2 separate regions of the Mus musculus genome follow, and region 1 is linked to region 2. A link is a loop called in an ENCODE intact Hi-C map of the cell type or tissue named here. Cell type or tissue: gastrocnemius. All regions are shown on one strand. Each heading gives the region's core, and the rest is flanking DNA. Links, peaks and the distances in the headings are about the cores only.

Evidence for each region. Hi-C counts contacts between places; a loop is a spot of excess contacts. Peaks named below come from ENCODE experiments on the same cell type or tissue, not always from the same donor. Only the 100,000 strongest peaks of a DNase experiment are listed, where the experiment ranks them.
Region 1: it touches region 2 in a loop (10-fold over the local background); 16 of 42 quality-filtered maps call a loop at or near these places.

What each region holds. Positions count from the first base shown.
Region 1 is chr5:136,252,883-136,265,229 of GRCm38, forward strand. It overlaps a transcript of Cux1 not described here. Among named protein-coding and RNA genes, the nearest start is that of Gm30408, 14 kb to the left of the region's middle. In gastrocnemius, for the core only: a CTCF peak has its summit at 6,138 (motif pointing right); a DNase peak (open chromatin) is centred at 6,194.
Region 2 is chr5:136,750,325-136,762,671 of GRCm38, forward strand. It overlaps Col26a1 (collagen, type XXVI, alpha 1), which reads right to left. Exons shown (of 13, transcript NM_001346699.1): 5 at 7,308-7,464; 6 at 4,591-4,689; 7 at 3,869-4,021; 8 at 1,345-1,428. Among named protein-coding and RNA genes, the nearest start is that of Myl10, 63 kb to the left of the region's middle. In gastrocnemius, for the core only: a CTCF peak has its summit at 5,572 (motif pointing left); DNase peaks (open chromatin) are centred at 3,023, 3,966 and 5,584.

The DNA of each region.
Region 1 (12,347 bases), core at 1,352-9,351, 500 kb before region 2:
TGTACAAGTCACAGTTCCCAGTGGGAGGGGCAGTTTTGTGTATGTGTGTTTTCGGGAACCTTGAACTTCCGGCCTTTAGTGATCCTCTTGTCTCGGCCTCCCAAGAAGTTAGGGCCACAGGTGAGTGCCGCTGAGCTAGCTACGCGGAAAGGGCCTGAGGTAGCCAGGAGGCGCTTTTCCTAACAGCCCCTGGAGGCTCTGGTTTGCGGAACCCGGGTGCCCTCTAGTGGCCTAAAGAGGGCTGTTGCTTCATTTGGGTGGGAATGGGTCTTATTAAGGCCACAGACATCCCAGCTTCCTCTCTCCCTCAGTTTCTTTTCTTTTCTGTGTCTCTGTGTACATGCGCGCGTGCACACGTATGCACGCGTACATGTGCAAGCACGGAGGCCCTGAGGTCAGGAGTCTTCCTCGATTATACTCCACTTATTCACTGAGGCAAGAGCTCTCGCTCGAACTACAGCTTGTCTTTACAGCTAGCCGAGCTAAAGCTTGCCCCTCTGCCTTCGGAATTCTGGACTTACAGGCAGGCTGCCACGCCTAGCTGCCATTTACGTGGGAGCCAGGGATCTGAACTCTAGTCCACAGGTTTGCATGGCAAGCATCTCACCCCTGGAGCCATCTCCCCCAGCTCTTTTCCTACCTTCTGCCTTCCCTGAGCTGCGGAAGGGGTTTCTGTGTGCATGGTGGACCCTGCCTGGGAGGCCTGGGGCCTCGAAAAAGCCACCACAACAAACAGGCTTCTAGCCTTTTCTGTTCATTGTTTTTGGGGTGTGCATTATAGATGGTCTTTATATTTTTTGTTTTTTTCTAAAATGTAGTTTTTGTGTGTATGTGTGGTTTGCCTACATGTATGTGTGTGTGCCACACGTGTGCAGTGCCCACAGAAGTCAGAAAATAGTGTCTCTCCAACGATTGTAATCCGTTTTTTAGACAGAGTCTCATTAGGAAGTCTAGGCTGGACTCCAATTAGTGAGCCTCCCATGTCTGCCTTCCACCATCTTCAGGTACTATGCACGGAGCAGACAGCTGACAGGTGGGAAGGGAGGTGTGTATCTTTGGGGGTCCCCCTGGTGCTGACCACCCAGTGGATTACTGCTTAACGCTCCCTGATCTTGCCCCACACGCCATCCATAGTTTCTCTGGGAAGAAGAGGAGCACGTGTGGGGTGGGGGTGGGGGACTCACTCTGCCAGGGTAACTCTGCAGGAACTTGATCTTCTCAAAGAGTTTGATGTTGTCAGCGCGCAGGCTGTCCAGCTCGCTCTGCAGGGCCTGGATGGTGTGCTGGGCCATGCGGCTCTCCTGGGAATGGGGGCAGGGCAAAGATGGACAAAGGTGAGATGTGAGGGCTTCATTTGCCTGGGGCCTTTTCTGTGTCTTGGTGTGTGAATATTTGCATGTAAAAGTGTGTGTGTGTCTGTGGATGCTAGAGATGGGTTCTGGGGATTGAACTTAGGTCCTCATGTTTGCACAGTGAACACTTTACCCGCTGAGCATCTCCCCAGCCTCTCATGGGCCTGAAGTGCTGACTCTCCTCACAGATGCCCCAGCTAGAAAGTCTTTTTGCAGGAAAGTCAATTTCTTCATATTTGAATTTTCTATTTGTTATGTTTGGGTCATTTAAAATGGCATTTTAAGAAGATTTACTTTTATTTTATGTGTATGAGTATATGGCTCACACAGAGGCCAGAACAGGGTATCAGATTCCCCTGGGGATGAAGTTACAGACAGTTGTGGATTGCCAGGCAACTGGGAAATGAACCTGGCTCCTCCTCAAGAGCAGTAAGTACTCTCAACCTCTGAGCCACCTCTCCAGCCTTATGTTTTGGATCCTTATGCCTTTCAGAGATTGTGTGCTGAAGGCTTATTCTCCAGTCTAGGGGGGTATTGAGAGGGGAGAACCTTGAGAAGGCGGGGCCTCATGGGAACAAGCTATGCGATTGGAGGTGTGCACCTGGAGAGAATACGGAGACTCCAACCCTTCCTATTTCATTGCTTACTGGCAGCCATAAAATAAGCAGCTTGCCTTTATCATATGCGTCTCCATGATATGCTGCCTGGCCACAGCCCAAGGCAACCATGCTAACCCAGAACATATCGAAAGGTCTGAAACCATGACCTCCCCTCCCAAACCTCTCCTCCTCTACACCCCATCTTTTTTGCTTTTAGTCCTGGGGATGGAACCTAAGGCCTTATATTATGCCAGGCAGGTGCTCTACCACTGAGCCACGCCCCCAGCCCCTCCCTGGGGGATTCTAGGCAGGTGCTCTACCACTGAGCCACGCCCCCAGCCCCTCCCTGGGGGATTCTAGGCAGGTGCTCTACCACTGAGCCACGCCCCCAGCCCCTCCCTGGGGGATTCTAGGCAGGGGCTCTACCACTGAGCCACGCCCCCAGCCCCTCCCTGGGGGATTCTAGGCGGGGCTCTACCACTGAGCCACGCCCCCAGCCCCTCCCTGGGGGATTCTAGGCAGGGGCTCTACCACTGAGCCACGCCCCCAGCCCCTCATTGGGGGATTCTAGGCAGGAGCTCTACCACTGAGCCACGCCCCCAGCCCCTCACTGGGGGAATCTAGGCTGGGGCTCTACCACTGAGCCACGCCCCCAGCCCCCTCATTGGGGGATTCTAGGCAGGGGCTCTACTGCTGAGCCACGCCCCCAGCCCCTCACTGGTTGATTCTAGGCAGGGGCTCTACCACTGAGCCACATCCCCAGCCCCTCCCTGGGGGATTCTAGGCAGGGGCTATTCTGTTGAGGCACATCCCAGCCCTACCACTGACTTATATCTTCAGCCTTTTCTTTTCTTGAAACAGGGTCTTTCTAAATTGCCCAGGCTGGCTTTGAATTTAAGATATTCTGTTTCAGCCTCTTCAGAAAATGGGATTATAGACCTGTGCCACCAGTCCTGGCATAAAATCCTTTCTTATTGGGGTCAGCCATACTCTCTCCCATCCATTCTTTTTTCCCATTTTCCAACGTGCTGCAGATTTCCTCTGTGGATGGTTGAACCCGGTGGCTTTGTGCCTGAGTGGCCCAGGTACACTCTACTGCACTCCTGCTCATAGCATCTGTGGGTATTCCAGGCAGTCTGGTGCCCACCCTTGGGTCTTGTGTTCTATATCTCCTTCTTCCAACCCTGAAAAAAATCCCCAGTGTTCTTTACTTTGAGTTCGTGAATACTTCTTAAAGCCCAAAGTGGCACAGCCTCCTCCAGGAAGTCTCAACTGCATGGAGTACATCTAATCCTATTGCCAGTTCAGTATCTGTTGTTTTCCCCAAGCCTATGTCTTTCTACATTTGTGTCCTCAGATTTGAAGCCTACGGGGAACAGGAAGTAGGGTGGGACTCACGGCTTCCAGCTCTTGGTTCCGGGTGCGGAAACGTTCCCTTTGGCTGGAGATGATGGAAAGCAGGGAGTCCACCTGGCCTTCTGGAAGGGTCCCACTGGATGACATTGAGGGTCCTAGGAGATCGCAGGAAACGGCTTGGGTGTCATGGTGGTACCCTGCCCCCATCTGTACTGACAGAGAGCCAGGTCCCAACATTTCCTTCCCATGACTTGAGCTAAATGGGACCTTGCATCATGTCTGGTGAGCTGCGGTGGGGGTGCCCCATCTAAGATCTGTGATGTCCTACAATAGCTCCAAATGCAGCAGTGGAGATGGTGACAGTGGTGGGGGTGGAATGCCAGAGAAACACGGGCACGCTGAAGGCTCTGGGGAGCTAGGAGCAGCCCACAGCACCCTTTCCTGAGGTCACTGGCAAGCCATAGAGACAGAGGCTGCATTGCTGGGACAGGCCCCTTCTTGCTTGGAGGGAGAACATAAACTTTGGGAATCTGAGTTCCTAACAGGCTCCAAGGGCTTTCCTTGGCCCCTAACTCCTTGGGTGAGTGTTATTTGGCCAGGCCTTCCTCACCATAGAACAGAGCTGTAGCTTCCTTGATGGGTTCTGGAATCTTCTCTAGGCCTTGCTCGGAAGCTCCCTGCAGGGTAAAAAGGAAAAGATAAGCCTTATTTGCAGCACGGTGGGGGACTTTCCAGGGTGGGCAGTGTCACTGTGGGAGCTGGAGCTCGTGAGTCTGCTGGCCTGGACCAGACACAGCGTGTGCACAGGGCCCACTGCAGCTCTGGCGGCCGGGGTCCGGCAGCCTGCTTCCCCCCTGGCCACACACTGCCCTGGTGTGTAAGGCTTTACTACTGTGACCTAGGGTCTTCCGGCTTCCCTCTCCAGCATGGTTTTTCATCCCTCATAGGACAGGTGGCAGGCCAGCGAGGTGGCTCAGCAGGTAAGTCAGTCTCTAGAACCACACGGTGGAAGGAGAGAACTCACTCCTGCCAGTTGTCCTCTGGCCTCCACAAGAGCCCTGATAGGTTACTCTGTCTCTGTCTCTCTCTCATACACATATAGGAATGAATGAATGAATGAATGAATGAATAAATGAACAAGTGAATGAATGAATACATTTAATTTAATAAAATTAAAATGAGGGGCTGAAGAGATGGCTAGGATGTTAAGGGGCTGCTCTTCTAGAGGCCCCAGACTCAATTCCCAGCATCCACACATGGGCAGCTCAGAAATGTCCCAGACTCTAGTTCCCGGGGATCCGATGCCCTTTTCTGGACTCTGCATGCACATAGTGCAGACATACATGCAGGCAATAGCCATATGTTAAAAAAAAAAAGCCTCAAAAATCAAAAGGACAAGTGGCCCCTTTAGGTGCCAGTGTTCACAGGACAAGGGTCCATCAGCTATGCAGCTGGGCCCGTGTGACCTTGCTTTGCCTCTGACCAGAACTTTTAGTGCCTGGACACAAGCTAGTGCCGACCTCACGGTGCTGTCTACTAGTCAGAGTAAACCATGTGGCATCAGCCGTGAGGTTGGAAAAAAGGTGGCCTGCACGGGGCAATAAAACCCCGTGGGGAGGCCAGGGAGATGGCTGCAGACTTGGAAAGTCAGTACTTCTGGGTTCCGCGACACACACGGGGGTGAGAGTGGGTGCGCAGTGAGCAGGCCAGGCGGGAGGCTCACCTCGGCATCAGGCCGTTGGATGGACTGGATGGTGCTGAGGTCCTGCTCCAAGCGAGCGATCAGCTCCTTCTGCTCAACAGCCTTGGCTGTGGCCTCAGTGAGGTGGATCTGCAGCTCCGCACAGCGCCCTGTGGTGAAAGGAAGATGCGGCCATCAGAGGAGTCCAGGGACACAGGGATCCTAGGTACCTTGCAGACAAACCCAAGTTTGAAAGCATGAATGCCCGAGGGCTCTGATTGCTTCCTCCACACCCGCACTGCCCCACAGCCTGGCGCCCCAGGATACTCGGAGGAAGGAGGGGATGAGGTACATTGGGCCAGGCAGGGAGCTGTCCCAACTTGAGAACGCCCCACACGCATGTTGTAGTCTCCACTGCATCAACCTCAGATGCAATGGTGAAGACAAAGGTAGTGTGATAGTGGGTTGGCCACCCAATGTCCCCTGACCTGTAACCCTGTTCTTTCTCCTAAGAGCAGGGTTTTAGCAAGAAAGCACCTACTGATCTTTACTCCCTCTCCTCTTGATGCTACAGATAGAACCCAAGGCCTTGAACATTTAACATGCTGGAAAAACTCTGTACTGCTGAGCCACGCCCCCAGCCCCTCACTGGGGGATTCTAGGCAGGGGCTCTACCACTGAGCCACGCCCCCAGCCCCTCACTGGGGGATTCTAGGCAGGGGCTCTACCACTGAACCACGCCCCCAGCCCCTCCCTGGGGGATTCTAGGCAGGAGCTCTACCACTGAGCCACGCCCCCAGCCCCTCAATTGGGGATTCCACTGAGTGTTCTTTGTACCTCCACTTTTTGGCAGGTGCATCACTTTTTCTGTCTTTCATTTGCAAAACCTGTTACAGGAGGGTGCTGGAGAGATGGGCTAAGTCTTTAAGAGTCCTTGCAAGATGGCCTAGGTTCAGTTTCTAGCATCCACATGGTGGCATCTGTAACTCTAGTTCCAGGGGACCCGACACCCTTATCTGACCTCTGCAGGCACCAGGCACACATGTGGTGCACATACACATGGAGGTAAAACACTTATACATATTAAACAAGTGAATAAATGAATGAAACAAAGCCCTGACAATAAATTTTATTCTAAGTCCCGCCCATGACCACCAGGGGGCAGTGTACTCTCAGACGTCCCAAGGCTCCTGTCCTGACAGGAAACTGTTTAAGTTCTGGTTAGCTTTAGTGCTTCGTCTGGCAAGCAGGAGTGTGTGAGCATGCGGGCTGGGCTCTGGGCCCTGGGCTGAGGGTGGCTCACTGTTACCCCAGTGAGCACCCCCTTCTGCACCCTGATGGTCTGACCCATGGGGAGAGACGGATGGCACAGGCTTTACAGGACACTCTGGGCCTGTTCCCACACGCTCCCCACTGCTCAGACTCTGAATGGCTGTCATTCTATTGGGCTACAAGGTTAGGTGGGATTGATGGAAGTAAGGAGGTGACAGGCTGGAGGGCAAGACTAAGTTTAGGCGTTGGTGACCCTCGTCGGGAGAGGGACCAATGTCATGGCCTGCTGGCCTGGTGCATAATCCTTTGACCCAGGCCAGTGGAAGCACTGTAGAATCTACCTCCTCACTGAATGGTGCAAATTTAAGAGAGCGGATAGACAGAAGCATCAAGACAGAGGGAGAAGACAGCCACTGAAAGCCAACAGGGCTCTGGGTATCATTTACAGAGTGAAAGACAGACAGGTGGAAGGAAGGGATTGGCTCAGTTTCTGAATATCCACCAACTGGTCCCATACCAAAGGACCTGTGCCCTGGGCTAGGGGCATGGGGCTGAGGGAACTTATACTGAAACAACCGCTACCCACCCTGAGCGACCGTGGGTTCCTACAAGTGTGCAAATTATCACGGGATTACCAGGGACCCAGGGAACCCTGCTGCCTAGGGTGTGGATGAGACACTTTGGCCCACTTGTCTTATTTGTCACCAGTCTGTGGCCATTTCAGCATGGGAATGACTCAAGACTTCCAGAGGTGCCCATGGACACAGAAGAGGTGTGGCGAGTCAAGAGGGTTGCTGGGAGTGGGAGGAAGGCAGGTCCTTGTGAGGAGCAGAGACATGCTGGCCACATATAAAGCGCCCCAAGAGCAGACACTCAGGCCTTAGGCTGGCCCGGGTCAGCTGGAGGCAGGGCCTGCTCGCCAGTGAACAATGTGTTGGGCTGGCCTGAGATCTTGCCACTGTGGCTGAAAATGTTCCCTGATAGTGTGGCAGCAGTGACGGGTTCTTGGTTAGGGATGAAGGTCTGGGGGTGGGGTGGGGTGGGGGCAGTCCCTGAAGACATGGCTTTGGGGGATGCTGAGTGGTTGGACCAGGCGTGCTGAACAGGAGGCTGGCAGAGCAGGGCAGGGAGCTTGTGGGGTGAGTCCGAAGGGACAGGGTCTAGGGTACTCTGTGTTGCCACCTGTCACTCCACACAGGGAGGAGAAGCCTGACACCTGTGATGAGAATAACATACATCAAACTTGACAGGGTCTAGACTCATCTAGGAAACCTCCCCCAGGTGTATCTGTGAGGGGGTTTCTAGACCGTGTTGACCGAAGAGGGAAGACCCACCCTGAATGTGGGCAGTGCCATCCCATGGCCTGGTGTCTCACTCTGCATGAAAAGGAGAAAATGAGCTGAGCGCCAACACTCATCTCTCTCTGACGCCATGTCTCCTCTGCTATGAAGGATTAGACTCTGAGCCCAAATACACTCCTCCCTTAAGTTCCTTTTGTCTGGTATTTTGTTGTAGCAATGAGGAAAGTAACTTGTACAGCACCCTGCTGGATCTTACTTAGAGAGAATGATGGCTGAGCCTGCCTTGTTGGTTGGAGGCAGGGGCATGTATACCAACGTGCTTTGGCCATGTGTCAGGAAGGGAAGGTCCTGAGCTGGAATTCTAGGCTTTCTCTCTAGGGAGTTCATGACCTTGGGCAAACTCTCTGACTTGGGCAGGTCAACTTCAGGGCGACAGTAGGAGGGGCGTTTGACCTCAGGAGAGGAAGTATATGAAGCTGGAACCCTCACATGGGGAAGGTGTGGGCAGCAGCTCAGCATGGCTCGTGAAGGGTGAAGCACCTGTGATTGGCTAGGGAGTCCTTGGATCTGGGGATCTGAGATTACACATGGAGGCTGGAGAGACCCTGGCTTAGGGTGGCTGAAGGCAGTGTGGCGGGGAAAGGCAAAGACTCAAGAATGGTAGGTGAGGTGTGAACTCTTGGAGGGAGTATGTTCAGGCCCAGTGGTAGGGGGACAGCCCATGAATAAAGAGAGGGCGTGGTGTCTTGAGCTGAGGGCTGGAGAGCTGTTGGCAAGGGTATGGTTTGGTTCACACAGGGAGCTCAGACCAGCCAGAATGTAGAAGAAGAGCTTTGCACATCTGCAGTGACAGGAGAGAGTTGGTGTCCAGTGGTGGGTAGCATTCCTGAGCAAGAAGGTGCTGGGAAGCAAGGAGTATACTGGGTAGAGTGTGATGAGGGCCTGTCGGGGGGGTGGGTTGGGGGGGGGGAAGGCTGACTTCCTACCCCCTACAAGGGTCTGTGGAACCTCGTCTCCTGGAAGAATCTGGAAGGGCTTCCTAAGGATGTACATTTCACAGAGGTAAAGAAAGAGGAATACTATCAAGGCTGGGACCTAAGGAGGCCAGACTCTGATATAAAGCAGAGGCATGAAGGGTTGAGTGTGATATATCACACTTGTAATCATAGTGTAGCAGGGTTGCGAGGTCCTGGCCAGCCAGGGCTACACAGTGAGACCCTGTCTCAAATAAAACAAGGGCTAACCAAGGCTATAGCACGGCTAGAGCAGTCAGTGTTTGCTTAGAATCTTTCTCCCAACCCCTAATCCATTGGGGGCCTGGGGGTGTGGCTCAGTGATAGAGCCTGTGACCTGGAATTCCCCACTGACGGAGAGCTGGAGTTGTAGCTCGGCCATAGGACACTTGTGTAGAAGCCCTTAGCGAGAGGTTAGGGATGTGACTTGCCTAGCACCCACAAGGCTCATGGCTCCATCTCTAGCGCCACAAAATAAAAATAAAAATAAAAATGGGGAATAGAATCAAGACACAAGGAGGCTGCAGATTGGTCAAGTGCAAGAACGTTATCACAGTAGGATCAGAGAGGCATAGTGCTGTAGTCATGGCTATTCTGATGGCAGGGGACTCTGCTGTGTTAAATTAGCTTCCTGCAGGCCAGGTAGGGGTGGGGTGGGGGTGGGGTAGCTAATCAATGCACATTGTGGTCGCCTTTACCTTGAATCTACAAGGCCTCATGAACACTGAGGAATGCCTACCAAGTTATTTTGCCTGCAAATGCCCCAGTGTGCTTGTTAAATGCCCTTAACAAATCGCCCCCATTGGTCCCACTAAAGGGACCTGTCTACTCTCCAATGCCTATCTCCTTAAGATCACCAACTGGACTCTGCTGTACACTACCTTACCACTCACAAGCCCTGTCTATGGCTAAGTTGCATCAGCATCTTGCATCAGCAGTGAGCACCAGGTACTCAACTCTGCCAGCCGCTCCCCAGGAGGCCTGGTTGCTGTTGCTCTCGGCTAAGTTCTGAGTGCTACTCGGGCAAAGGTCTCACACACTCTTTCTTTCTTATCACTGCTGGTTATCATAGACCTTATCTATATGCCTGGGGTTATCTGTTGTATAGCTCCCTTGTCCATTTGTCTGTCTCTGAGACAGGGTCTTACTCAGCTGACCTCAGACTCATAGTGGCCTTCAGTTTGGTATTTAACATGTATCTCAGTCTTAGAAGGTCTGAACTTGAACTTGCTTCTCTTTCCTCCTGGTATCTGCTTTCTCCAGTACCAGCCTCTGCTTCTTGGCCCTATGTGTCCTGGCCAACTCTTTGTAGCTATCTAGCAGTGGTTCAGACAAAGCCTTAGTCATTGCTGTCTTCTATTGCATCTTAGGCTGGCAGTCCTGGGAATTGAATGTAGGGCCTCAAATATGCTAAACAAACTCTCAACTACTGAGTCCTGCCCCAGCCTCACTGGGGGATTCTAGGCAGGGGCTCTACCACTGAGCCTGTGGTCCCTCACTGGAGAATCCTGAGGAAGTGCTCTGCTGCTGAGCCACACCTGTAGCCCCACCATTTCTGGCCCTACATGCTCCTAGAATGGCTTAGTAATGGCAGACCCAGCTCTCTGCCACCTTATGGGAACCATGGTGAACCATGGGACCAATGGGTTTTGTCCTCTCACCAGTGCTGGCCAGCCCCTGAGATGTTCTGTCAAATGCAGTGGACAGAATGCATACAGACAGTTCTCTTGTATATACTGCCCTACTCCACACTCCCTCCCTGTATATCTATCTGTAACTGTACTTTCTCAGAGCATCTTATTAAGCCTTAATGGTTCTTAACCTTTCTTATGCTGCGACCCTTTAATACAGATCCTCATGTTGTGGTGACCCCCAACCATAACATGATTTCATTGTCACCTCATAACTGTAATATTGCTACTGTCCCGAATATGATGTATCTGATATGCAGGTTATCTGATATGCGACCTCCAGGGGGGCTGAGAACCACTGCATTAAAGCCTCTAATTTGATTCAGACCCACTTATCCTTAGAGAAGGCAGTATAAAGCCTATTCCTGGAGAGCTGGCAACGTGCCTACAGTGGGTGAGTCTCCCAGCTGCAGCCTGGAACCTTTCTATCCACTTTTGCCTCCCAAGTTGGCAGTTTATAAAACAGCTCTACAAAAACACATGCAAAGTTGGGTATCGCAGCACATGCCAGGAGACAAGAAGCCTAGCACTTGGGAGGTGTAGGCAGGAGGATCAAGTGTCCTCACCTATATAGCAAGTTTCATACTAGCCTGGGGCACCTGCCTTCAAGCAAGCAAGCAAGCAAGCAAGCAAGCAAACAAACTAGTTAAACTGACTGTAAGTAGGTACTCAGTTGGTAAAGTGCTTACCATCCCAAAACCCATACACACACACACACACACACACACACACACACACACACACACACACACACACACACACATTTAAAGCCAGCTGTGGGGCTCGGGCAAGAGCTCACTGGTTAATAGCACTGACTGCTCTTCCGGAGAACCCAGGTTCAATTCCCAGCACTCACATGGTGACCCACAACCATCTGTAACTTCAGTTCCAATGCCCTCTTATGGCCACCTTGAGCACCTGGCATGCACATGGTATATAGACAAAGGCAAAACACCTACATGTATAGAATCTAAAAAAAGAAAAAAGCTGGGCTGGAGAGATGGCTCAGTGGTTAAGAGCGCCGCCTGCTCTTCCTGAAGGTCATGAGTTCAAATCCCAGCAACCACATGGTGGCTCACAACCATCCGTAACGAGATCAGACTCCCTCTTCTGGAGTGTCTGAAGACAGCTACAGTGTACTTACATATAATAATAAATAAATCTTAAAAAAAAAAAGAAAGAAAAAAGCCAGGTACAGAGGTGGGTTTGTTGTGAGCCACCATGTGGTTGCTGGGATTTGAACTCCAGACCTTCGGAAGAGCAGTCGGGTGCTCTTACCCACTGAGCCATCTCACCAGCCCCAGAGGTGAGTCTGTAATCTCAGGGCTAGGGAGATGGACACAGGCAGATAGATCCCTGGGGCTCTCCAGGCAGCCGGGTTAGCTCCAGGCCAATAAGAGATTACGTTAAAACACTTGGGGAAGCTTTCTGGGAAACATAAATTGTTTAATTCAATTCAGTTAATAGATATTTTGTTCTGAGATGGAATCTTACTTAGATGTGGCTGGTCTTATACTACATTGCCAACAGTGGCTTCACACTCTTGACCTTCCTGCCCTAGCCCAGAAAATGTGGGATTACAGGCATGGGTTGTCACCATGGCTTTGGTTAAGATATCTTTAGAAAGAGGGAGGTTGGGGCTAGAGAGATGGCTCAGCAGTTAAGAGCACTGGCTGCCTTTTGAGAGCACATGAGTTCAGTTTGCAGTACCCACATGGTAGCTCACAACTGTTGGTAACTCAAGTTCCAGGAGATATGATACACTCTTCTGGCCTCCTTAGGCACCGGGTATATATGTGGTACACAGATATACATGTGGGCAAAACATACACACACACACACACACACACACACACACACACACACACACACACACACACACACACTTTTAAGTGGGGGCATCCCTAAACCTAGGTAAGAGGTTTGAGTTGATGAGTAGCCCTAAATGTATCCAATACCACCTTGTAAGGCTCAGGTGGTTTCCGGATAATTTCCCAATGGAAGGGGACTAGTGCTTGGAGACAATGACACTGATAAATTATGTCCCTTGAGTGTCTGAATGAAGCTTGGGGCTCCTAGGCG
Region 2 (12,347 bases), core at 1,460-9,459:
CCCAACAGCCCGGGGGATGTCCCAAGGGCCAGGCTTTCAACCCTTTTACCTGCACAGACCTCACTTCTCCAGCCTGAGGGAGACTTCACTAGAGTGTGCCCAGGCAGCCACCTCAGGAGAAGACACACCAGGCCACAGTCTAATTACAAAACAAACACCTTCTCTGTGTCCCAAGCAAGCCAGAGATGTGGCATGTCACCTGGAAGTCCTCAGCACCCCAAGAATCTGCTGCCTCACCTCTCTCAAATATAACCTTCTATGTGAACCCCACTTATCTCCTTTCCAAAGCTGCCTCTCACCTTTGCTTTTTTCCATTCTACAGAAGAGTGGAGAGGAAACCCAGGTCCTTGTGCATGCTAAGCAATGACTCTACCACTGAGCCACGCCCCCAGCCCCTCCCTGGGGGATTCTAGGCAGGGGCTCTACCACTGAGCCACGCCCCAAGCACCTCATTGGAGGATTCTAAGCAGGGGCTCTACCACTGAGCCACGCCCCCAGCCCCTCACTGGGAGGTTCTAGGCAGGGGCTCTACCACTGAGCCACGCCCCCAGCCCCTCACTGGGAGGTTCTAGGCAGGGGCTCTATCACTGAGGCACACCCCACATCCTCACTGAGCCATGGCCCCTGTCCCCAGGACAGAGGTGAGCAGCACAGAGCTGCCTATATGCATTTCTAATCTGTTCATTTATGGGGCTCTTGGGGCATGGCGTGTGCATCTGTGTACACAGAAGGTCTGTGAGGGATGGGAAATCCCCAGTCTCTCTTTTCCTATAGGGATCTCAGTTTTGCTGCCCACTGTACACATGAGCTGTAACCTCCTCCAAGGTCCTGAGTCCCCTCTGTTGCCCAGCCTGGCCCTGGTCTGGGTTTGCATGGTTCCTGGTGCACCTCTCATTGTGGCCCCCACAAGGACAGCCTGGGACAACTTATTCAGGCATCTGTCTTGTTCTAGTAGACTTGCTCAGATTTGATGTGTCCAGTTGTGTCAGGGTGGGGATGGGGGTTTACCTCAGGCCCCAGGTCCATCTGTAGACTATAGACTGCCCAATTGGACTTTAGTTACCTCAGGACCTGGGCTCAGGGCTAAGGATGAAGACAGTAGAGTGCTTAACTGGGTTGGATTCCTAGCACTGAATAAGCTAGGTGTCCTGGGGGCACATCTGTAATCTTAGCACGTGGGATCTGGAGGCAGGAGGACAGGAAGTCGAAGGCTATCCTTGGCTACATAGTAAGTTGAAGGCCAGCCTGGGCTAAATGATACCCTGTCTTTAAAAAAAAAATGTAGGAAAAAAAAAGACCTTTGTACTCAGGACAAACCCAAAAAGGAATCCTTAATCTACTCACCAGGGGGGCCTGGGGGACCCCGGGGACCTGGGATGCCAGTCAGCACTGTGTCTACAACAGCAGGGTTCAGCTGGGAGTCTCCATCTGCAGAGAGAGTCAAATGATCAGTAGTCAGGCGGGGTGGGGGTAGCCAACCTGGATGCTGAGTCTGAGAGTCCAGCATCCCCACCCTGTGTGCAAATGGACACATTTACTGCTCAGAATTCAGAGTAAGGGATGGGGAAGTGGATCGGCGGTTAAAGAACTTGTCACACAAGCGTGAAGGTCTAAGTTCAAAACCCCAGCACCACCATAAAAGCTGGGAGTGGTAGTGCTTGCCTGTAACCCCAACACTGGGGCACGGAAACACCAGACTTGCTGGGTTCCCAGTCAGCAATCAGCAAGCTCTAGAGTCAGCAGGAGACCCTGTCTCAAATAATAAGGTGGAGGGCAACGGTGGAAGACACTCAATGTCAACCTTTGGCCTTTACACACACGCACACACGAACACACACACACATACACACGCACATGCATATACACACATGCACTCACGCATGCACGCACACACGCTTGCACACACACTCATGCATGTGCACACACTCATGCATGTGCACACACACAAACACACACACATATACACACATGCACACACTCACGTGCACACTCATGCACGCACACGCACACGCGCGCATACACACACATGTACACACACTCACGCATGTGCACACACACTCATGCACGCATATACACATGCACACACACTCACACATGTGCACACACTCACGCACGCATGCACACACAGACACGCACACACCTGCGTACCCGAATGCATGGACATGGGGTGAGGGCTCCTCCATTGGACTCCTGGTGGCTTAGGGATATATTTATTTCAGTGGTCATTAAGGTCACTGCCCACTCTTCAGCATCATATGCCTTCTCCCTAACTAGGAACATTTCTTCAAGGGAACCTAGGCTACAGACCAAGTCAGAATGGGCTTCCTGCCCCGCCAGGCACCCTTTGAGTGCACCGAGATTCCCATCATGCCTTGGGACAAGCCCCCTCTTACTGCAAGCGCTCAGAAACTATGCGTAAATCTCCAGAGTGGCTCCCTTAGGAAGTATGGCCACCCAGCTTTACAGCTGGGGAGACTGAGGCCAGGATTCAGAAACCAGTGCCCAGGGAGGTTTGTGTTATGTATATGGGGTGCTGAACAGGAGTCTCCTCAACCCTGTTTCCATAACAACAGACCCATACTGTCAATCATGTCACCAACCCATCCTCTTCTTCAAGATTTTATTTTTGGGGGCTGGCAAGATGGCTCAGAGGGTAAAGGCACTTGCTACCAAGGCTGATGACTAGAGTTTGATCCCCAGAACCCACATGGTAGAAGGAGAAAACACTCCCACTCTGACCTCTACACCTAAACTCTGGCATGTCCCTATCAATAAATAAATACAACAAATTTACTTTAGTGTACTCTTCTTTTTTGATGCAATTTATTTTTGAGGTATTGGAGATTGAACCCCAAGGCTCATAATGTACTATGTACTATGTAAGTATTCTACCACTGAGTCACGCCCCCAGCTCCTCCCTGGGGAATTCTAGGCAGGGGCTCTACCACTGAGCCACGCCCCCAGCCCCTCCCTGGGGGATTCTCGGCAGGGGCTCTACCACTGAGCCACGCCCCCAGGCTCTCACTGTGGGACTCTAGGCAGGGCCTCTACCACTGAGCCACGCCCCCAGCCCCTCCCTGGGGGATTCTCGGCAGGGCCTCTACCACTGAACCACGCCCCCAGGCTCTCACTGTGGGACTCTAGGCAGGGCCTCTACCACTGAGCCATGTGCCCCAGACCTACTTTTTTTTTTTTTTAATATGCTTTTTTTTTTCCCTCTTGAGACAGGGTTTCCTTGTGTAGCTGAGACAGGTCTTGAGTTTGCTGGATATCCCAGACTAACTTAAAGCTAGCACTGAGTCTACTGTGTCAGCCTCCCAAGCCCAGCTCCTCCAAGGTTTTTAAATCACCCCAGGGCTAGGGTTAAGGTGAGGTTAAGATCAGGGTTAAGCACTTAGCCAGACCTGCTCCTCCTTCAACTGCTCTCCTCTGCCTCCCTCTGGTCCCTGAGACCCAGAGTCTCTGACCCCATGCTCTGCGCCCCCACAAAGCAGGTGTTTTATGTGGTCTGCGACTCACACAGGTCACACTGTGGTCCCTGAGAACAAGCAGGTCTCTGCCACTTTTGTGTCAGTAAACACCTGTTAGTATCTTACAGTGAGAGACCACAGGGAAGAAAATGTTTCAGGGGTGCTCCTGGTGGGGGAGCCTCGCCAGCTGCAGGCGGAGCCGGGAACCATCAGACCTGGTGAGCTAAGCCTGGGGCCAAGAGCAGGCTTGGAGGCGGTCTCCATGGAGCGACCAGGCCTCCTGTCCTGGATGATCCCTGATATTAGCGACTCTTAGCTTCTCTGGGATCCTTAGCGAAAGCTAGTTTCCCTCAACAGACAGTTTGGCTCACCCACCCCCGACCTGACCCAGCACTCACTCTCCTTGTCTGTTGGTGTCTGCAGGGAATACAGGACGCCTTGGGGAGTGTTTGGCAAGAGGCCAGGACTTCCTGCTGGGCCAGGAGGGCCTGGTGGACCAGGGCGCCCCATCTCTCCAGGGAGCCCGCGTGGCCCCGGTGGTCCCAAGAGACCTACAATGAAGAGCAGAGGCTTTAGGTGAGACCAGCGGCTGCGATGTTACAGACAAGGGAACTATGGCCCTGAAGAGGAGTGGCCAAGGACATTTGTCCAGTCAGTGACAAGTCTCCGGGCCCACAGTCCTCCTGGGAGGTCAGTGGGACATCTTCCTCTTTCTGGCACAGGGACAGCAGAGGGTGGACATGACAGAGTTAGGAGTGGGATCGGCACAGGCTCCAGCCAGATGTCTTGGGACTCGGGAGTAGTTTAACTCTGGAGCAAGGACAGAGCGTGAGCCAGCCCTGAGCAGGCATTGGAGCTCTGCAGCGCGCAGGGGATCATGGGATTCCTGCATGGGGTTTCAGGTGCTTGGAACAAACCCTGGGCCTTAGCAGCGCCATCCCCACCCCAAGGGTCCCAGTAGACTCTTGTCCTGCAGCACCTCTGAGATTGGGGAGAGGAGAAAGGTGAGAAGGAAGTAATAAATTTGGGGTAACAAGCAAGATTAAGGTACACAAAATGCCACCCATGCCCAGGTACAAAGCAAACTCCTGTCTCCACTCCAGGGGACAGGGCTCCTTACCTGGAGGTCCCACTGGGCCCTTCTCTCCTGTCTGGCCCTGTTCACCTTTGGAACCTGGAGGTCCTGCAGGTCCAGGTGGTCCCATCTGTCCTGGAGGTCCTGAGGAGAGAATTATGGGAGAACACTGTGGACTCAGATGCCATAGAGGCTCCAGTTCTGGTCACATGGGTTGTGTGCTCAGATGAGTGATAGGCAGGGGCTCTACCACTGAGCCACGCCCCCAGTCCCTCCCTGGGGGATTCTAGGCAGGGGCTCTACCACTGAGCCACGCCCCCAGCCCCTCACTGGGGGATTCTAGGCAGGGGCTCTACCACTGAGCCACACCCCAGCTCCTCACTGGGGGATTCTAGGCAGGGGTTCTACCAAGAGCCACGCCCCCAGCCCCTCCCTGGGGGATTCTAGGCAGGGGCTCTACCACTGAGCCACGCCCCCAGCACCCGGGTATACTGGTCATGAGAGTTGAGAAGTTGCCTTTCCCTGTCTGTGATCCCAATGACTGAGTTTGTTTTCCCCTTTTGGGTAAACTGAGCAGCTGAGAAGCATGGTCTTCCACTGCCAGCCACAGAGTCAAACTGTAGCTTGTTTTCTCAACATCCTTTCTTCCTGCTGTCTTCTTGCTCAGGGTCCAGAACTGCAGTTGTGGCAGCTGAGCCCAACCTTCCCTGAGGGTCTGCAGGGCCAGGCCTTCCCTCTTGAATCACTATCTCTTGAAATATTCTGGAGGCCTGAGTGTGCCACCACGGAGCAGGCCCAGTTATCCCAGCACTGAAGAGGCTGAGGCAGAAGAATCAAAAGTTCAAGGCTAGCTTGGGTGACATACTTTGTCTTACTTCTGAGTCAGCTGAGGGCCGTGTATGGAGCACAGCATTTAAAATTGCATTTGACTCTGGTCTGTGAGAGAGTCTCTAAAGAACCTCTTGCTGGAAAATCTCACTCAAGGAGGCAGGAAAACGCAGGAGTCACCATTAGCGGGGTGTGTCTGCCACCTGCTGGCCATGCCTGGAACTTCACTTTCTCTGATAAAGTTCCAATCAAGAGCATCAATGAGTTTTGAGACTATGTAACACAGGAGATTTGGGGCCTGGGATCAGGGGCATATGTGTGAACTCTAGAGGTGAATCCTGGGGTTCATCAGGAGAGGAGAAAGAGGGGACTAGATCATATTCCCAGGACCTCCAGGCACTTACCTAAAGTGTCTGAGTTTTAGTTGCTATCTCTAACTTGTTCGTTCACATGCTTTGATTTAAGTTGGGAATGACACGTACAGCCAGGCATGGCTGCTTGCACTTATAATGCAGCACTGTTGGAGCGGGGTGGCAGAGAAAGAGGGATCGTGAGGGGTTGCTAGCCTCCAGCCTAGCTCCAGGGTCAGTGAGAGACCCTGTTTCAGGGAATAAGGTAGAGGACACATGATGCAAACTTGTGAATTTATCAAAATATCTAGGGGGGACACAGTGGGGACAGTGACCCATCTTGAAGGACATCTCACCCCCACATCCACCACCACCATCATCACCATCACCATCACCATGGTATACAGCCTGAGGCCAGCACTATCTAAGTGTGTTAGTTAGCTCTGTCAGTTAGACACAGCCCTGGGTCAACTGACAAGCTAGTCTCGGCTATGGAAAACACCTAGATAGGATTGGCCTGGGGCATGTCTGTGATGTATTGTCTTGAAGTTCATTGCTGTAGGAAGGCCCAGCCCACTGTGAGGTGGCACTGTCCCAAGGCAGGTGGTTCTGGGTCGTTTAAGAAAACTAGGTAAGTGTGGGGCTGTGGGTGACCCAGCAAGCAACATTCCTCCATGGGTTTTGCTTCCAGTTTCTGTCCTGACATCCCTCAGTAGTGGACTGATGTATAAGCTGAAAAAAGCCCTTACGTTCCCTAAGCTGTTTTTGGTTTAGAGCGGGTCATCAGGCAACAGAAAGGACCCCAGGACAAGCAGGCATGACAACTGCAACTGTGCTGGCCACGAACATCAGCAGCACTCTGCAGCCCGGCCACAAAGCCTGGACCTCTGAGGGGAGTCTATAGAAAGGTCTTCTTATTTTTGCTCTTGAAAAGAAGCCAGGGATAGTGGCCCAGGTCTAAATTTTAGCACACAAAAGGCTGAAGCAGGAGGATCAGGAGTTGGACAGCAGAGCTCAACATGGATCTATGGGGCTCTGTGTGCCTTAGGAACAGCTGCATGCTTCCAGGGCTTGCTTTTTTTCTTTTTATTTATTACCATCCTGAGAGATGAACACAGGTCCTCACACATACCAGACAGAGGCTCTATCACTGAACCACGCCCCCAGCCCCTCCCTGGGGGATTCTAGGCAGGGGCTCTACCACTAAGCCACACTCTCAGCATCTTTTATACTTTGAAACAGGATATGGCTTTGCTAAGTTGCTTAGGCTGGCCTTAAATTCACTCCATGGCTCAGATGGACCTTAAACTTATAACCCACCAGGTTCAGACTCCCCGGTAGTTAGGATCACAGACGTATGCTACCAGTACTGGCTAGATCGGTCACTTTTTAAAAGAAGAATGTAAAATTCTAATATTATGCTTAATTTACCTTTTTTTGTAATTAGTTCAAGTTTCAACACGCCACATGAGCAAATTAGACCCAGGAGGACAGGGTGTAGCCTATGTGTAGAGGCCCCGGGCGCCCACTGCCCACTCTGACCTCACTCCCTGGCCAGATCCCTCCCCTGTGGGTCCTTCTCACCAGCTGGACCTGTGGGTCTTCTCCTCCGGGGCCCTGGATGTGCGATGGGAATGGCGTCTGGCAGGAAGTCCTCGTTCCAGGTTGGTGGGGTGCTCTGCGGGGGTGGCAGGTCATTGTCTGGACCTGAAGGCTGCTCAGCTGCTTCCAGCAAGAGGACCTGGCCAAGGAAGGGTGGACTGTCAGGCCTTAGCCAGCCAGGACAAGGATAGGCAACAGATAAGAGTGGGGCCCAGATACACAGTGGAGTATTATTCAGCCATCAAGAAGAATGCCATTTGCAGAGAGATCATTATGTTAAGCAAAATGAAACAGACTCAGAAAGACAAATGCTGCATATTTTCTCTCATAGTCAGGATCTCCCCACCCCTTCTCTCTGGAGTTGAATACAATTAAGATTACATGGAAAATGTAGTGACCACTTTTAGACAACTTGGTAAAAAGAATGGGTTGGTGAGATGGCTCAGAAAGTAAAAGAGCTTGTCACCAAAACTGATGACCTGAGTTCGATCCCTGAGACCCCACACGGTAGAAGGAGAGAGTTGACTCCTGCTTATTGTCCTCTGACCTTCAAACATGTGCTGTGGCATGTGTGTGCCTCTATGACACATTCACACACAAAAAAATAGACAAAATGTTTTTTAAAAACTTAACAAAATGTAAAAGAAAAGCTGGGCATGATGGGAACACCCATGTGTCCAGTGTTTGGGAGGTGGTGACAGAAGGATTAAGAGTTTAAGAGTTCGGGCTGGTGAGATGGCTCAGTGGGTAAGAGCACCCGACTGCTCTTCTGAAGGTCCAGAGTTCAAATCCCAGCAACCACATGGTGGCTCACAACCATCCGTAAAGAGATCTGACTCGGGCTGGTGAGATGGCTCAGTGGGTAAGAGCGCCCGACTGCTCTTCCGAAGGTCCAGAGTTCAGATCCCAGCAACCACATGGTGGCTCACAACCATCCGTAATGAGATCTGACTCCCTCTTCTGGAGTGTCTGAAGACAGCTACAGTGTACTTACATATAATCAATAAATAAATCAAAAAAAAAAAAAAAAAGAGATCTGACTCCCTCTTCTGGAGTGTCTGAAGACAGCTACAGTGTACTTACCTATAATCAATAAATAAATCTAAAAAAAAAAAAAAATCCTTAAGAGTTTAAGAGTTCAAGGCCAGCCAAGGGTATATAGGAGTTCAAGGCTAGCCTGGGCTACACGAGACATTTTGTGTGTGTGTGTGTGTGTGTGTGTGTGTGTGTGTGTCAGTGTTGCTGTTTGAGCAGAACAGGGTCATGGGTATGCAGGGACACACGACATGACCCCTGATGGTCACTGAGACCAGTTGTCTGCCGCTCATGGTGAGTTATGCCTTTCAGCAGGGATGCTGTCCTTTGGTAGGTACATCTCTGTCCTTCCTTCCACATCAGAAGTTTCATGACTCTCAGGCAGCACTTTCCAGACCATCTGGTTCATTTGTAGCCATTTGTCACTATGACTGAATGACAGCGAGCCCCACCCTCTTCATTGACACAGAGAGACTGTGAGGTGTGCACCCTGTCCCCTCTTTCTGTGGCTTAGTGTGTTCAAATTCCTTCACTGGGGAATAATCATGAATGGACACATGGACAGATAGAAAGATAGAAGGATGGAGGGTTGGATGGATGGACAGATGAAGGGTTGGATGGATGGATGGATGGATGGATGGATGGATGGTTGAATGGATGGACAGATGGATGGTTCGATGGGTGGTTGGATGGATGGATGGATGGATGGATGGATGGATGGATGGACAGATGGATGGGTGGATGGGTGGAGGAGTCGTTAGGTGGGTAGATGGACAGGAAAGAAAGGTATAGATGGCCTGTTTCGGTGCTCTTGGCATCTGTTGGCACTAAACTGAGGCAGTGGCTCTCAGTACCCCATGCCCTGCCATCTCCTCTCAGTGGAACTGGGGCTCAAAGATGGCAAATACTGGAAGCCTGTGCCTGGAACTCTTTCCCTTGATTCAAGTTTTCAAGTAATGTATGGAAACACTGTATGGAAACACCGTAATGAGACCCACAGCTTGGCTCACTGACTCTTTTGGAGCTTTTGTTTTTATTTTATGTATGTGAGTATCTGGCCTGCATGTCTGTCTGTGCACCGTGAGGTCAGAACAGAACATCAGAAGCCCTGGAACTGGAGTTGCGAGCTGTGATGTGGGTGCTAGGATCCGAATCTGGGTCCTCGGAAAGACCACTGGGTGCTCTTAATGCTGAGCTATTTCTCCAGCCCTTTTGTGTGCCAATTAACAACAACAACAACATAAAAATTCCAAAACCCAGTGGGCCCTAGCTGTTCCTGAAGTGTCCATCAGAGGGCGCTGTGTACCTGGGCTGAACACAGGACAACCCCTGCTCTGGGTGGCAGACTTGGAGTCCGATGGGTCCTAGGGCAGAGGGGTACATCTGGGAACCCCGTTACTCCCCCTGATGCTGGCAATCAATGGGCCAAACAGCTGTTTTCTCTACCCTGGGACCTGGCTAGCCTGAGGTTTCATGGGAGGTATGTATGCCTTTCCAATTCAGCTACCTGGGATTCCTCTCCACCTGGCGCTAGGGCCACTCAGCTAAGCCACTCTCTTTGATCCTTGAGCCAGGAAGGTTCTGTGCATCTTTCTCATATATGACCTGGAAACCAAGACTCAGAGACTGTACTTAACTCCTCTGAGGTCACCCAGTGAGTGGGTGGTCAGACCAGGATCTCAGCCTCGGATCTCCTGACACCCTGCCACCCCCTCCCAGGTTTCCCACCAGAAAGGGAGGGTTCGGAATCCTGCCCCAGCCTGTGGGTTTCCCAGAGCTCAGGCTACTGCTGGGATGCTGCCGCAGCAGAGGGGAAGGGAAGTAACTTAACGGAAGGAATGTGTGTCTGAGGGTGGCATGGGATGGGTGACTCAGCACAGTAGATGCGAGCATGGCATGACAGGGACCTCTGTTAGGGATGGGGGAAGAAGGCTGCTCCCCAGTTTTGCTTGGTTACTGAGAACAGAGTTGTGTTGTTGGACGTGTGTGTGTGTGTGTGTGTGTGTGTGTGTGTGTGTGTGTGGTGGCAGGGGTGGGGTGTGGAGGGGTGGTGCTGTGGAGGAGGTAAGATTGGTGGGGACCAGGACAATCATCAAGTCAGAGGGATCCCAGAGGAAGTGTCTACCCCATGCCGCTAAGGATTGACCAAGGTATTCTTCCTGCTAAGTTCTGGGCTTCCTCAAAGGGACCCTGCCCCCAGCTCGTTAGTTGACTCCTTCTGGATGCTTCCACTTGGCCACCATGGCCCACAGAGCCCACGAACGGAGGCAGAGGTGTCCCAGCCTCCGTCAAACCTGAATCTGCTTCAGCCTGAGCCCCTGAACTCCTGGCTCAGCATGACTGATGTCCTAAGAGGGGAATCCATCTGTGCCCAGACTGAGCTTAACAGGGACACAAGTGGACACAAGTCCAAGAAAGTAGGAGTATGGGCTGGTGTGCTGGCTCTGGGTTACCCCCTGAGCTTGCTGCCAAGCCTGCAGACCTGAATTTGCCCCCTAGGGTCCACATGGAGGGAGAAAAGCGACTTCCATCAAGTTGTCTGTGCTTGCTCACACACTCTGGCATGCATATCTGCACTCATGACCATGCGCACGCGCGCGCGCGCGCGCGCGCGCGCGCACACACACACACACACACACACACACACACACACACACACACACTCAAGAAAAAGTAAAAAAACAAAACAAAAAACCAGACTACAGATATTCTGTGTCAGTGACCTGATGATGTCATCACAACCTGGTCCTTACTTTCCTCCATCAAGAGACCAGTGCAACTTTCACACGCAGAAACTTTTTGGGGTGCCTCCCAGTTCTTGTGGATTGTGAAGTGGGACTCAGGAAAGGAGAGGAGCAGGTGCCCTGCTGGCCTCTTGCCTATGCTGCCTGGGACAAAGGGAAGTCCACCCTAATGGCCACCTGTTCCCCCAACTTTCCCTTCATACCTTGCTCTAGAGCAGTGGTTCTCGGCCTTCCTGATGCTGGAGCCCTTTGACACAGTTCCTTGTGCTGTGGTGACACCCTCCCTCCCCAGTCATTTTCAGTGCTACTTCATAACAGCAATTTTGCAATCATCATGTAAATATCTGTTTTCCAATGGCCTTAGGCAGCCCCTGTGAAAGGGTCGTTTGACTCCCGAATGGGTCGTGACGCACAGGTGAAGAGCCACTGCTCTAGATCTTCCAGTTGTGTTGCATCTGTCATGCGAGTCCCAGAGAGGGCTGGGGAAGCGTAATTAGCGATAGATCACGGCAGTCTCTTTCTGCTTTGTCCAGTAGTCAGCTTAGCTGGTGACCTCTGTGCAACTACACAGCCCAGCAGCCCTGCACAAGTCTGCTGGGCACGCTGTCTAACCCTTGTCTCTTCTATATTATTGATTTAGTGTGAGGATGGGACACTTTAGAACTCGAAGCGTCACAGACACCGATTCCCTGGGGAGCCTGAGGGGGGGGGGGGGAGAGTCTTAATGATCCTGGGTCCTTTGGTCACGGGACAAATCCCAAGACTGACAATTCCTGGATTTCCCATTTGAACAAACATACTTAGAGAGTAAACTCCTGTTGGTTGTGTGTGTGTGTGTCTTGAGCAACTTGATGCACCATACAGCTCTGTCTGTATATACGCCTTTACGCCAGAAGTGGGCATCAGAGATGGTTGAGAGCCACCATGTAGTTGCTGGGAATTGAACTCAGGACCTCTGGAAGAGCAGCCAGTGTTCTTAACCACTGAGCCATCTCTTCAGCCCCAACCACACAGTAGTCTTATCTGAGAAACTAGAAGTCTCAGTCTCTAGGCTTCTGCCCTGTGGCTCTTAGGCAGGCTGCCCCAGACAGGAGACACGTGAACACTGAATAGGCAGCTGGAAAATGGCATGGGGAGGAGTCACGGTCCACAGCCCTTACCTGAGCGCTCACAAGTCTGTTTTAAGCAAGCTGGGCTGAGGAGTTGGGCTCTGCCCCAGGGTGGGCCCCAGGCTCCTCAGATT